Regions from separate parts of the Homo sapiens genome. Here region 2 is linked to region 1. Evidence: read pairs that join two places in POLR2A ChIA-PET (ENCODE). Cell type or tissue: GM12878. All regions are shown on one strand.

Evidence for each region. Peaks named below come from ENCODE experiments on the same cell type or tissue, not always from the same donor. Only the 100,000 strongest peaks of a DNase experiment are listed, where the experiment ranks them.
Region 2: POLR2A ChIA-PET joins it to region 1 with 5 read pairs; 5 of 35 experiments call an interaction of 5 or more read pairs at or near these places.

Annotation. Positions count from the first base shown.
Region 1 is chr5:139,578,771-139,582,770 of GRCh38, forward strand. All of the region lies in intron 1 of UBE2D2 (ubiquitin conjugating enzyme E2 D2), which reads left to right. Among named protein-coding and RNA genes, the nearest start is that of UBE2D2, 19 kb to the left of the region's middle. In GM12878, no CTCF peak of the experiment used is centred here; no DNase peak of the experiment used is centred here; H3K27ac peaks cover 362 bases.
Region 2 is chr5:139,457,018-139,461,017 of GRCh38, forward strand. ECSCR (endothelial cell surface expressed chemotaxis and apoptosis regulator) reads right to left here. Exons shown (of 10, transcript NM_001077693.4): 2 at 1,122-1,166; 3 at 740-790; 4 at 528-587. Among named protein-coding and RNA genes, the nearest start is that of ECSCR, 3.7 kb to the right of the region's middle. RefSeq lists enhancers at 474-533, 3,908-4,000. In GM12878, a CTCF peak has its summit at 835 (motif pointing left); DNase peaks (open chromatin) are centred at 1,178, 1,954, 2,554, 3,084 and 1 weaker place; H3K4me3 peaks cover 421 bases; H3K27ac peaks cover 2,425 bases.

The DNA of each region.
Region 1 (4,000 bases):
TATGATCCCATGGCTGCAGTATCAGAGAATGAGGTTATTGCCTTTCCATGTACCTTATTTCGTTGACTCTGAAACACATCAATTGAAAGATGTACCATTATTCTACTAAGAAGGAAAGTATATTTAGTGCCAATTAAGCTGACATGCCATTGATTATATGCAGCTTGATTTCAGCTATGTTTTATTTTTGTTTATTTATTTATTTATTTATTTTTGAGACGAAGTCTCACTCTGTTGCCCAGGCTGGAGTGTAGTGGCACAATCTCAGCTCACTGCAACCTCTGCCTCCCAGGTTCAAGTGATTCTCCTGCCTCAGCCTCCTGGGTAGCTTGAATTACAGGTGTGTGCCACCACACCCAGCTAATTTTTGTATTTTAATTTTTTAAATTTTTTTGAGATGGAGTTACGCTTTTGTTGCCCAGGCTGGAGTGCAATGGTGCGATCTTGGCTCGCTGCAACCTCTGCCTCCCCGGTTCAAGCAATTCTCCTGCCTCAGCATCTTGAGAAGCTGGGATTACAGGCATGCGCCACCACACCCGGTTTATTTTGTATTTTTAGTAGAGATGGGGTTTCTCCATGTTGGTCAGGCTGGTCTCGAACTCCCGACCTCAGGTGATCCACCTGCCTTGGCCTCCCAAAGTGCTGTGATTACAGGCGTGAACCACTGTGCCTGGCCTAATTTTTGTATTTTTAGTAGAGATGGGGTTTTGTCTTGCTAGCAAGGCTAGGCTGGTTTGGGAACTCCTGACCTCAAGATGATCCGCCCACCTTGGCCTCCCAAAGTGCTGGGATTACAGGCATGAACAACTGTGTCCAGCCTCAGCTATGTTTTTTTTAAAAAGTCTTACAATCAGTGACAGTCACTGTAATTGTAACTATCTGGTTCTTCAACAGATATTTACTGGGCAGTTTTCATGGACCAGGCACTGTGCAAAAAGCTGGAAGTCAGGTCCCTATTTGTTACTGGGTCAAGAGACATTAAATAATCACATAGATGTTGGGCGCGGTGGCTCACATCTGTAATCCCAGCACTTTGGAAGGCCGCGGTGGGCAGATCACGAGGTCAGGAGTTCGAGACCAGCCTGGCCAACATGGTGAAACCCTGTCTCTACTAAAGATACAAAAAATTAGCCGGGCATGGTGGCACGCGCCTGTAATCCCAGCTACTCGGGAGGCTGAGGCAGGAGAATTGCTTGAACCTGGGAGGCAGAGTTGCAGTGAGCTGAGATCATGCCGTTGCACACCTGCCTGGGCAACAGAGCGAGACTCCCTCTCAAAAAAAAAAAAAAAAGTTGTTCCCATAGATAAGGCTCATGTCTGTAATCTTAGTACTTTTTTTTGAGACAGAGTCTCACTCTTGTCACCCAGCATTGAGTGCAATGGAGCAACCATAGCTTACTGCAGCCTCAACTTCCTGGGCTCAGGTGATTCTCCAGGCATGTACCATCATGCCCAGCTAATTTTTTGTATTTTTATTAGAGGTGGGGTTACATCATGTTGCCCAGGCTGGTCTCGAACTCCCGGGCTCAAGTGTTACGCCCACCTCAGCCTTCCAAAGTGCTGAGATTACAGTCGTGAGTCACCCTGCCTGGCCAATCCTATCATTTTGAATGGCTGAGGAGAGTGGATGGCTTGAGTCCAGGAGTATAAGGCCAGCTGGGACAGCGTAACAGAGTGAGACCCTGTTTCTACAAATTTTTTTCTTTTTTGAAACGGAGTCTCGCTGCGTGACCCAGGCTGGAGTGCAGTGGCGCGATCTCGGCTTACTGCAACCTCCGCCTCCCGGGTTTAAGCAATTCTCCTGCCTCTGGGACCACAGGCATGTGCCACCACACCCGGCTAATTTCTTGTATTTTTAGTAGAGACGGAGTTTCACCATGTTAGCCAGATGATCTCGATCTCCTGACGTCATGATCCACCCATCTCAGCCTCCCAAAGTGCTGGGATTACAGGCGTGAGCCACCGTGCCCAGCCACTACAAAATATTTTTTAAAATAAGCAACACCCAGGTGTGGTGGCATGTGCTGGTAGTCTCAGCTCACTCGGGATGCTAAGGCAGTATTGCATGAGCGTAGTTTAAGGTTTCAGTGAGCTATGATTCACACCACTGTTCTCCAGCCTGAGCGACAGAGTGAGACTCTGTCTCAAATAATAATAATCACACAGACAAATAGGAACTGTATAAAGTTGTTAAAGCAACCTGGGCTTTACCGTAGTACTTAATAAGAAATAAATTGAAATGGCGGAAAAGGGCTTCTGGGAAGGTCTCTAAGGGCAATATTTAAGTGAAGCCTGAAGGTGGATGTGGGGGAGGAGAGGATGGGAAGAATATTCTAGGCAGAGTGTTCCTATAGTCCTGGAGTGGTTGAAATTTAAAAGTTAATTAAGAAAAAGTAGACTGGGCGTGGTGGCTCACGCCTGTAATCCCAGCACTTTGGGAGGCCGAGGCGGGTGGATCATGAGGTCAGGAGTTTGAGACCAGCCTGGCCAAGATGGTGAAACCCCATCTCTACTAAAAATAACAAAAAATTAGCCGGGTGCGGTGGTGAGCGCCTGTAATCCCAGCTACTGAGGAGGCTGAGGCAGGATAATCGCTTGAACCCAAGAGGCGGAGGTTGCAGTGAGCCGAGATCACGCCACTGCACTCTAGCCTGGGTGACAGAGCAAGACTCCGTCTCAAAAAAAAAAAGTAGAGGTTGAGCATTCCTTATCCAAAATGCTTAGGACGCTAAGTGTTTCAGATTTTGAATTTTTTCGGATTTTGGAATATTTGCATATACATAATGAAATGAGATATCTTGGGGATGGGACCCAAGTCTAAACACAGAATTGATTTATGTTTCATATAGGCCTTGCACAATTTTTTGGAGCCTGAACATAATTTTATGTAGTTTGTTTGTTTGTTTGTTTGTTTTTGAGATGGAGTCTCGATCCGTCACCCACGCTGGAGTGCAGTGGTGCAGTCTTGGCTCACTGCAACCTCTGCCTCCCGAGTTCAAGCTATTCTCCTGCCTCAGCCTCCCGAGTAGCTGGGATTACAGGCGCGCGCCACCATGCCTGGGTAGTTTTTGTATTTTTAGTAGAGACGGAGTTTCACTATGTTGGTCAGGCTGGTTTCAAACTCCTGACCTTGTGATCTGGCCGCCATGGCCTCCCAAAGTGCTGGGATTGCAGGCGTGAGCTACTGTGCCAGCTGTTTTTTTGGGGTTTTTTTTTGTTTTTGTTTTTTTTTGAAGATAGAGTCTCACTTTGTTGCCCAGGCTGGAGTGCGATGCAATAGTGTGATCATGGCTGATGGCAGTCTTAAACTCCAGTGCTCAAGCCATCCTCCCAAGGACTGTAGGCACTGTGGTGTACAGGTGTATAGGCACTGCCGCCCAGCTAATTTTGTAGAGACAAGGCCTCACTATGTTGTCTAGGCTGGTGTTGAACTCCTGGACTCAAGTCATCCTTCTGCCTTGGCCTCCAAAGTGCTAGGATTATAGGCCTTACACAATTTTTTTTTTTTTTGAGATGGAGTTTTGCTCTGTTGCCCAGGCCGGAGTGCAGTGGTATGATCTTAGCTCACTGCAGCCTCTGCTTCCTGGTTTCAGGTGACGTCCAGCTAATTTTGTATTTTTAGTAGAGACGGGGTTTCACAATGTTGGCCAGGCTGGTCTTGGACTCCTGACCTCAAGTGATCCTCCCACTTCGGCCTCCCAGAGTGCTGAGATTACAGGCGTGAGCCACTGTGCCTGGCCTTTACACAATATTTTAAATAATTTTGTTCATGAAATAAAATTTAACAGTGTTTTAACTGCTGCCTACCACATGCGACCAGGTGTGGAATTTTCTACTTGTGGCATTATGTCAGCACTCAGAAAAACTTTCAGATTTCGAAGCGATTTAGATTCGAATTTTTTTTTTTTTTTTTTTTTTGAGACAGAGTCTTGCTCTGTCGCCCAGGCTGGAGTGCAGTGGCTCAATCTCGGCTCACTGCAAACTCCACCTCCTGGGTTCA
Region 2 (4,000 bases), 120 kb before region 1:
GGGGCCTGCGCGGCCTTCTTTGGAGCTGCCGTGAATGAGGAAGCACACTCGGGCCTGCTCAGGGCCTTGGCCGGCATGTGCACCGGGTGGGCTCTTCAGTCCAAAATCTTCCTCTTCTTTCCTGCTTTCAGTTCTAGAAGGGGCCATTCTCTTGTTCACCTCTGGGCAGTTCCCTCTGCCTGGAATAAGCCCCACTACTCTCCACCCCACCTGGAATAAGCCCCACTACTCTCTACCCCACAGCCTCCACATGCTCAGCTGACCCCTTCTCAGCTCGGCTTCAGAAGCTGCTTCTGGGAGTCATCCCTGGCCCCCGAGTCTGAAGTGACTGACATGTGCCTGGGCTCCCACACTTCTGCTGGTGCCCACCGCAGCCCTTCTCACCCTGCATGTCATCCTCAGTGTGAGGGTCTATTTCCTTGTCTGTTCCCGCTCGCCCCAGTCTATATTCTCTTTTAGAGCAGAAACTGTTGGGGTCCTCACTGGGCCCTCCCTGGATGGCATTTGTAGTCTGAATGACACAGTACCTGGGGTACCAGTGCTGGACAGATGGCTTGGCCTGTTAGCCTCTGAGGAAGGGATGTATCCTGCAAGGACAGAGGCAGATAGGGAGTGGGAGGTGGGGTAGGTTTGGTGACACCACACTCCCTGTCCCACCCAAGAACCCCTGGGCTCCAAGCAGGTCTGAATGAATGGGTGTGGGGCAGGAGCAGGGACCTCAGCAACCACACTCACTCACCTGGGTTGGAAGAAACTGGCTCTGTGGTCAGACTTAGACCGCCAAGGCCTCCTGAAACAGAACATCTGAGGCTGAGGGGTGCACCGCCTCCTACTGTTCCATCTCCCTCTCTTGTTCCCTAGATCTGTGTGTCTTTCTCCCTACCCCATCCCCCACCCCTCATTCCCAACCATTCACCTCTTTTTTCTTTCAAGGTACATTAGACTCAGCTAGGCTGAAAAAAAATCCTTAGATGAGCTCAGCCTTGGTGAGTCCTGAGAGCTCCCGCTCCAGCTGCGGCCCCAGCCCCCTGAGGTTAAGGCTAAATTGGCATAGAGCTCCTCTCACCCTTCCTAAGCTCCTAGGCCTACACGCTGGAGTAGACCCATGTGTTTGGTCTTACCCTGAGAGCTAGAGGTCTGGGTCATTGTGGGCTGGGAGTTGTGGCCTGCAAGAGAAAGCAAAACACATAGCTTGGTAAGTCCCCTGCCCAGCACAGAGCCTAGAAAGGAACCCTTAGAATGCCTTCTGGCCCAGCCTGGGCAACATAGCAAGACCCTGTCTCTAAAAAAAAATTTTGTTTTGTTTTGTTTTTTTTTTTTTTTTAAATTCTCCAGGCACAGTAGTGCACACCTGGAGTCCTAGCTACTCAGGAGGCTGAGGTGGCAGGATTGCTTGAGACCAGAAGGTTGAGGCTGGCTGCAGTGAGCTATGATTGCACCACTACACTCCAGCCTGGGCAACAGGTGGAGACCCTATCTCAACAAAAAAAAAAAAAAAAAAAAAAAAAAAAAAAAAGAAAGAAAAAGAAAAAAGAAAAGAAAACACTGGCCAGGTGCGGTGGTTCACACCTGTAATCCCAGCACTTAGGGAGGCTGAGGTGGGTAGATCACTTGAGGTCAGGAGTTCAAGACTAGCCCGGCCAACATGGTGAAACCCTGCCTCTATTAAAAATACAAAAATTAGCAGGCCTGATGGCACACGCCTGTAATCCCAGCTGCTTGGGAGGCTGAGGCATGAGAATCGCTTGAACCCGGGAGGTAGAGGTTGCAGTGAGCTGAGATCATGCCATTGCACTCCAGCCTGGGAGACAAAGTGAGACTCTGTCTCAAAAAAAAAAAAAAAGAAAAGAAAACAGAAAAAAACGTTTTGGCTTTCTAAGCCTACCATGCTGGAAGGCAGACACACTAGGCAGAGGACTAAAGGATGTGGGCTGTGGCTCACGGTGCTGGCTTCCTCTGAGACTGTGACTCAATAGCAACATCACCACCACCTCATGGCTCAGAGTCCCGAAGTCCTTCCCTGTCTCTTCAATCTGACATGGGCATTTTACCAACCTGATGCAGAGTCAGGAGAAGGTTATTTTAAACTAGTGACATTTCTAAGGACAGAAGATCAATGACCTGCCACACCTAGACAAGGAAGGGCCCAGGACTCCAGGTCTCTAGGCTAATGTTTACCTTAAGCTACTGTCACCCTGGTCCTGCCCCCAGGGAAGGGGCTGAGAGACGGGAAGGTGAGTGAGATGGGGATGGGGATTAGGGCTTGTATCTTGCCTAGAGGTAGGGGCCTGTGCAGAAAGTAAGTTCTGAGGTATATATAGGAGGCAGGGAAGCTCTAGCATGAGCAACCCATTCACTCTCACAGGCAGAGGATACATAGGAAATGGTTGTTATTGACCAAACCCAGAGAGGGGTCAGTCACCAAGAGTCCCCAATCAGAAGCCCTCACTGGCTTTTTTGTATGTACACGTGTGTCTGCGGGGCTCTATGCAAATGTATGTGCATGCTCGTGTGCCCTTGTGTGTGTCCCGCTGTGTATGTGGAACCTGAAAGGTCAGGTTGTATTTGCTCATTTTCCACAATGAAATCATTCTTGAAACCTGTGAACAATGTGAAAGGAAAACAACGTGGGGAAGTGGAGCCGCCCAGCTGGGTTCCCGTCCCTCTGCTTGAGCAGGGACTACAGCCCCTGGCCTGGCTCTGCTGCTCCCTTGGTCTCTCAGCATCAGGGGAGCATTCAGCCCAGGCCTGGGTGGACAGAGGCGGCTGGGTGCCAGGGGCCCACCCCAGCCTGTGGCAACCTGCTGCTCTGCTTATTTTCCTTAAGCCACTGCCTTCCTCCATGGGGCTATCATCTGGATAGTGTAGAATTAATTGCTTCCAAGTGTAAAATTACCAAACCCTGGGCCATGTTTTTCTAGATCACCATTTCTGAGAGCCCCATTCCCTTGTTGGCGAGAGGGGGATGGTCAAGAGGGGAGTCAAAATTTATAGGAAGCCCAGGCTAGAGAAAACCCTTTCTAGCTGGGGAGGACCCTTGGAGAATCCTTTTAACCCAAGGCATGTCCTGAAAACATGTATCAGTTACTAATCCAGCATATGTAATGTATTTTTTGTTTTTTTTTTTTCGTTTTGAGACAGAGTTTCGCTCTTGGTCACCCAGGCTGGAGTGCAGTGGCGCGATCTCAGCTCACTGCAACCTCCGCCTCCCGGGCTCAAGCTATTCTCCTGTCTCAGCCTCCTGAGTAGCTGGGATTACAGGCGCCTGCCACCATGCCCGGCTAATTTTTGTATGTTTAGTAGAGATGGGGTTTCACCATGTTGGCCAGGCTGGTCTCAAACTCCTGACCTCAGGTGATCCATTCGCCTCAGCATCCTAAATGCTGGGATCACAGGCGTGAGCCACCGAGCCTGGCCTAATGTACTATCTAAATGCTGTAAGGTTATAACTTAGTTTTTGGTGGGAAGGTACAGGGAAGGCACAGGGAACTGCCTTCCTGCATTTATCTAGAAAGAAAATTATTCAGTGGCTTGGGAGGAGTTCCAAAGTCACAAGCTTCAAGACCCTGCTCTTTCTTTGCCTCTTGCCCCTCCCACTACCCAAACTTTTTGTCACCAACAAAGATTTCTCTGTGGGTAAGGGAGGGACTTAGGGAGCATCTGTGTCTACAGCCGAGGGTGTCTCTGACCACTGGGCCTGCAGATTCCCAAAGAACTCTAGCCACAGGAATTTTTGATTTCCCAGGTCTCCCCTCTCTAATTCTGTCTGCTTTATCCCCTTCTAGTCTATCTCCACACACACCCCTCCCCATTTTTTCCTCAAAAGCATAGTTTAGAAGTTAAAATCGTGGATTTTAATCGAGCCTGGCAAGCCTGAGTTCAAGTCCTGGCTTTGTCGCTGTCTGACCTAGGCCTCAGTTTTCTTTACTTTGAAGTACAAGTGACCAGCCTGGGCAACATGGTAAAACCTTGTCTCTACAAAAAAATGCAAAAATTAGCT